Linked DNA regions of Homo sapiens: region 2 is linked to region 1. A link is an interaction called in ENCODE POLR2A ChIA-PET data of the cell type or tissue named here. Cell type or tissue: GM12878. All regions are shown on one strand. Links, peaks and the distances in the headings refer to the core of each region. The heading gives the core; the rest is flanking DNA. Region 1 overlaps BCL2 (BCL2 apoptosis regulator). Region 2 overlaps BCL2 (BCL2 apoptosis regulator).

Region 1 (2,812 bases), core at 167-2,666:
GGCTGTGGTAGCTGCTCTCTCTTCTTCCTGTCACCCACCCTGTGGACATCCCCCGGTCTCAAGGGAGCAGCATATGTTTTTCCACAGTCCCTTCTCTGCAGAGGCCAGCCAAGGACGCATTTTGTCCATCAGGTGTTAGGATCCTCGCTCCATGCGGTCAGCTGGTGGTAGCTCTGTGTTTTCTCAGTACAGATGTGGCTGGACTGGCACTGGGACCACCTGATCCTTCTTCACAGGGCTCTGTTTCAAACCGTGGGCTGGTGGCCAGACCCTCTTCAGCCTGAGCATGTCCAGGTGAATCTCCTGATTGTGCAGGCTGTGGCTGACAGCTCTGGATAGGGAACAGCTTCCAACCTTGGCTGTCCACTAGAATCAGCCTGGAGTATTTAAAAGTTCTGGTGTCCAAGCCACACCCCAAATCAATTCTGCCACACTCCCTAAGGATAAGACCCAGTGCTCTCCAAGTGATTTCACTGTGTTTGCAAGATTGAGACTAACTACTCTCTGGGAAAAGAGAAAGGAGGAAAGAGGAAGGCAGAGCAAGATAAGGGGAGAAGATTGGAACCAGGGAGAAGGAAGAAATCAAGGGCTGGCCAGAGGTGGTGAAGTAAGGAGGTGCCCCCCAGCAGGTGCCTGGAGATCCCCAGCAAAAGGACGATGTGCCTGCCCCATCTCTGACCCTGCACTTGGACGTGAGGAACCAAGAGAGGCTCAGAAGAGGAGGCAGGGCTCCTTCTGTGGAACCTGCATGCATCTGCCCTTCCCATCAGACAGACTGCTTCCTAGCCGTGGATTTCCAGATCCAGAGTTCACTGGAATGTCTCTTAGCTTCTGTTTCTTCATCCACAAAACAGAGACGTCAAATCGTACTTGCAGGTTGTCATGTGGATTTGATAGGATGATGGTGAAGTTGGACACATGTCTGACATTCTGCAAGGGAAGCTTAATGATGATAGACCTTAGAAGAAGTCCACAACTCTATTTCAAGTTAACCCTCCCCATAACTTCGTTCTCTCTGCTGTGCTGAAAGGCAGTGGTTCTGAAATGTTGTTTTAGGAGAGCTAAAAAGAAACACAGAGGTCCGGGCTCACTGACGGGTCCAGGCATCTGCATTTTTCCCAAGCGCCCTGGGTGATTCTGACGGCCAGTGCTTGGGATCCTCTCTACAGGTGAAGGTCCCAATCGCAAAGCTAAGAGAGAGAGATTCTGTGTTGCTCACAGAGCTTTACTGCCTTCCAGGGCTTGTTTTGCACCTCCTAGTTGCTCTTTCTAATGATTTCAGTGACTGTCCCACCTCAACATAGGAAAGAGGGGTATGCGAGGCGTGCCAGGGCCAGCAGCCACACAGGGGTAATTTTGGCTAGGTTCCACCTTTCATTTACAAGTCAAACTGAGATGAACTCTAAAACTGGCATCCTCCAAATTAGTAACCTGCAGCCAAACAAGGAGAAAACGCTTTTTCATTTCTGGTGGCAGAGGTAAAAATGACTGGTCTGTCTTGCATGTTGCACTTGCTTGTCCTGAAAGCTTTACATTTGGGGCCTCCGTCGTGAGCCATGAGAGTGCATGGTGAAACAAAGCATCTTCTCCACATTAATATTTGTTTTTAAAGGCATGAAAAGCCCCTTGGATCACAATGAATCAAAGCGTCTGTACACTGACACGTTTCCACTGGGCATTGTGGGAATGTTGGTCTGTGGGAGCCCACAGGACCCTTGGTGGATTTACTGCTTATTGTTTTTGCTGTAACTATAATAGGAAAAGGGATGTGTCTGCCCATAGGAGCAGCTACCGTAGGAGCCCTGAGAGGCCCGGGAGCTGGAGGGCTAAGGGACCTTGATGATGGAGAGCCCCATCACTAGTAGTTTGAGAGCCCCATCACTAGTAGGGGGTCTAGGAGCATTGGCTGGAGACCCCCTATCCTACAATGCAGCTTCAGTTCCCCCTGCTTCTCCGAGGCAGAGTTCTCACCAAGGGCAGTACTCAGCTGGCTGGCAGCGAAGCATTCACGTTGCCGTGGTCAGCCTGGGAAAGTGGAAAACGCCATGGAGATTAAGCCTGGGGTGGGATGGGCGGTCTGGGGTGGGGTGGGCGGACAGCTTCTGCCTCCACCTTCTCTCTCCAGGGGAAGCAGTGCTGCTCAGCAGCCCCCATAGAGCCGGGGAATCGGAGCAAGCCGTTTGTTTTCCGTTTCACAAAGGAGGAGAAGGGATTCCTGCTGCAGTTTTTGCTGAAGAGCAAGACTTCCTAGCAACACCCAGAGCTTCTGCTTTAGCAAAGGATTTTAATATCTCCCTTCCCTGCTCTTCCCCATTTGGCTAGGGAGCTGGTGTCTGATTCAGAAAAGCAACTTGGCTATAGGACATCAGTGTTCCTATGGCTAAAACACATTTTCCATAAGCCGTCAGGGGTTAATAAAATATCAGCTAGGCATGTGTAGTGGGTTTGGAAGGGAGAAGAAGGGAGGAAAATGAAAGGGAAGAAGGAATGATGCCGAAAGGTAAGGGTTTCCTAATCAGGTGAAGCATAGTGCTTAATTGATAGATTGCGTAGATGGCCATGTGCTTTTGTAACTTGGGGCTCTGAGGTCTTTCATGAAAGGGATAGCTATAAGACATTCATCACAATACTGCAGAAGTCTCATTGAGTGAGAAAAGAGAAAGCTAAATGAATGATCAATCAGAGAATAAGGACACTTACAACAGCAATGAAATCGAGCATCTGTTGAGCTACTGTGTGCTATGCTGCATTCTAAACACTATAATACCTGGCAACTCATTTCATCGTCATAAGAACTCTCACCGGCGAGTTA
Region 2 (2,812 bases), core at 265-2,764, 110 kb before region 1:
TGAAATTCCTGCCATGGCATTTATCCTGAGCTTTGTCACACAGGATTACTGTGATGGTCCTTACTATGAATGGAGTGTTAAGGTGTTTTCTTTAGCTCGAGATAAAAACCAGTTTTAGGAATGAATTCTCTTTTGCTGTGAAAAACATGTTCTAAGGGAACAAACCTCGCCTCATTTCCATTTTTACATTGAGCAAATGGTTGGGAAGTTCCTTTAATACTGTCTGTCTTGACTCATTGTCTCACTTTTTTTTTCCTGATTCTCTTGTGCGGGACCTTTTTCATCCCCACAGCTTCCGTATCGTCTGTATGCAGCTGATTCTCAAATGGGTATTTCTGCAAATTCCAGTTCTGCTTATATACTATTTCCTGATGACCCTTTCTATCTGGACTTCCTGTTGGCAGTTCAAATTAAACACATAATCAAAATATTTAATCCAAGACTAAACTCATCGTCATCCCTCCAAAACCTTCCTTGGACTCAACAGTTTCTCTTCCTGCTCTCATCACTATTCCGATCACCCAGGCTCAAAACCTAGGGTGCATTCTTCCAGCTTCTGCTCAGGTTTTTGAGCCCAGCATCCTTCACTGCCCTCCATTCCTCCCTCACTGGTCTTGCTGCCACCACCTTCTTAACTCTTCCCTAGGGGAATTCATTCACCTGCTCCAGTTTCTCCGCACTCCAGTTTATCTTATACTTTGTGATGATTTAATTAAAATTCTTCCCTGATTGTTTTTCTTCTTGAGGTGGAGTCTCGCTCTGTCACCCAGCTGGAGTACAGTGGGACCATCTTGGCTCACTGCAACCTCCGCCTCCCAGGCTCAAGTGATTCTCCTGCCTCAGCCTTTCAAGTAGCTAGGATTACAGGCATGCACCACCATGCCTGGCTAATTTTTGTATTTTTAGTAGAGGCGGGGTTTCACCATGTTGGCCAGGCTGGTCTTGAACTCCTGACCTCAAGTGATCCACCTGCCTTGGCCTCCTCGAGGGCTGGGGTTATAGGCATGAGCCACCCTTTTTTTTATTTTAAGGCTCCTCTTTTCCTAGGTAAGTCTTCATTTTCCTTTATCCAGCTGTTCAAATTCCTCTCTCCATCTTTCACTGCAACCTATGTGACATTTTCTTCATCATTCCCTGCTACTCCTTAGCAAGATTGCTATGCTCTGAACCCGCCCTGCCTTCTCTGTTCTGGGGATCTTTTTCCTGCTGTTTTTACATCCCAGAGTATTCTGTTCCCATCAGAATTCTCCATCCCTTAAGGCCCAGATCTGATCTCACCTTCAGGATGACAGTATCCCTGTTGGGAGTGACCCCGCTGATTTCTAAATCTTTACCACCTTTTCAGCCTTTTTCTTTTTTTTTGTGCCATTTTTCCAGGCCTTGTCACATGCTCTTTGATATTACTTTGATATACAAATGTTTGCTATACTTTTCCTTCTTCCTCTTCCAGGTTATAAACATGTTGAGGCCCGGGGCTGTTTTCTAAGTTGTTATTTTAGGCTTGTGTATATCCACCACCATGCCTTAAAAAAAGGCCTCACATTAGTAAGAGCTCAGTAACATTTGCTGAATGGATGAATGAAGTATGGTGGCTTTGCTATCTCTTACTTTACTTGTTCACTTCTCTCCTAGCTTCATTCATTCATTCATTCAACAATTACATATTGAGAGCCTATTATGTGCCAGGCACTGTGCTACGCATGTAGGTTTATCAGCAAGCAAAACAAGATCCCTGCCTAAATGTGCCAGCATTCTAGATTCTTCCTTAGACTCACCATCTTTGCATTCACTTTACTCAGCTCTTAAAGAAACAGTAGACAGTTATTGTAAATACTATTAGCTTTATATTTATGTTGTTCTTCTGTGATTAAACTTTGCTGCCAAGAACATTATGCTTTCTTGGTAGTTTGCAACTTGAGTTTCTGATTCTTAAAATTGGTTGCATATCCCAATGGCTGTGATGGTGTTGAAAACTCTACTTCTTTTCTCCCCTTGACTGCTGAACCAAATCATTTTCCAAGTTGCTCTGAAATATGGACAAAAGACTCCTTGATTTCAGCCCTATGTGCAGCATGGAAACTTTCACTAGGCTGTGCCTACTGACTAATAGCAAGTCAATGCCCATCTTCCCTTGGTTGCTTGCTAAATATTCTAAAACGAAAACAAAACAGCAGTGAATTATAGCCTAGCATCAGTAAGAATGGAAAACAACTGCTTTTCAAAGCTTGATTTGTATTGTTTTTAATAAGGAAGGAAAAGCTTTGTTATATAAACACATGAAAATATGGTAGTGTTCGTGGCAAGTATGTTAATGGATAATGTGCCTAAAATCTTTGCTGGGTCAGTGTCATTCCCTCTTTGTGATGCTGAAGGAAAGTCACAAAACAAAAACAACTCAGAAGAAGCTAATGTGTCATCTTCATGTAGGGATCTGTATTCAAAGTTCTTTTTCATTGTAGCTGTAATGAAACAGTATTTGTGGAAAGATATTGCACTCAATGCCAAAACCCAACAATTTTGTTTTCAAATTCCTAAAAACTAAAAAAAGAAATCTTGGTGACATAAATGTTCCAAAATCAAAATGTCCAAAATGAACTCATCAACTTCCTCCTCTCGCCTGCTCATCTATGTCTGTTCTGTCTGCTTAATGATATCACTGTCCACCCAGACAGAGCCCCAAACTCTTAAATCATTTTCAACTTGGTTTTCTCATCTGTGAGATAGAGCTTTCCTGGATCATCTCTTAAGATTCTTTCCAGCCCTGAAAGTCTGCATATCTGAGTTCTTCACTCATACTCCCCACATATCTGAA

Evidence for each region. ChIA-PET counts read pairs that join two places held together with the same protein. Peaks named below come from ENCODE experiments on the same cell type or tissue, not always from the same donor. Only the 100,000 strongest peaks of a DNase experiment are listed, where the experiment ranks them.
Region 2: POLR2A ChIA-PET joins it to region 1 with 5 read pairs; 2 of 35 experiments call an interaction of 5 or more read pairs at or near these places.

What each region holds. Positions count from the first base shown.
Region 1 is chr18:63,179,787-63,182,598 of GRCh38, reverse strand. All of the region lies in intron 2 of BCL2 (BCL2 apoptosis regulator), which reads left to right. Among named protein-coding and RNA genes, the nearest start is that of BCL2, 140 kb to the left of the region's middle. RefSeq lists an enhancer at 546-595. In GM12878, for the core only: no CTCF peak of the experiment used is centred there; a DNase peak (open chromatin) is centred at 1,388; H3K4me3 peaks cover 1,669 bases; H3K27ac peaks cover 2,500 bases.
Region 2 is chr18:63,287,824-63,290,635 of GRCh38, reverse strand. The region is part of intron 2 of BCL2 (BCL2 apoptosis regulator); the gene reads left to right. Among named protein-coding and RNA genes, the nearest start is that of BCL2, 31 kb to the left of the region's middle. In GM12878, for the core only: no CTCF peak of the experiment used is centred there; no DNase peak of the experiment used is centred there; H3K27ac peaks cover 188 bases.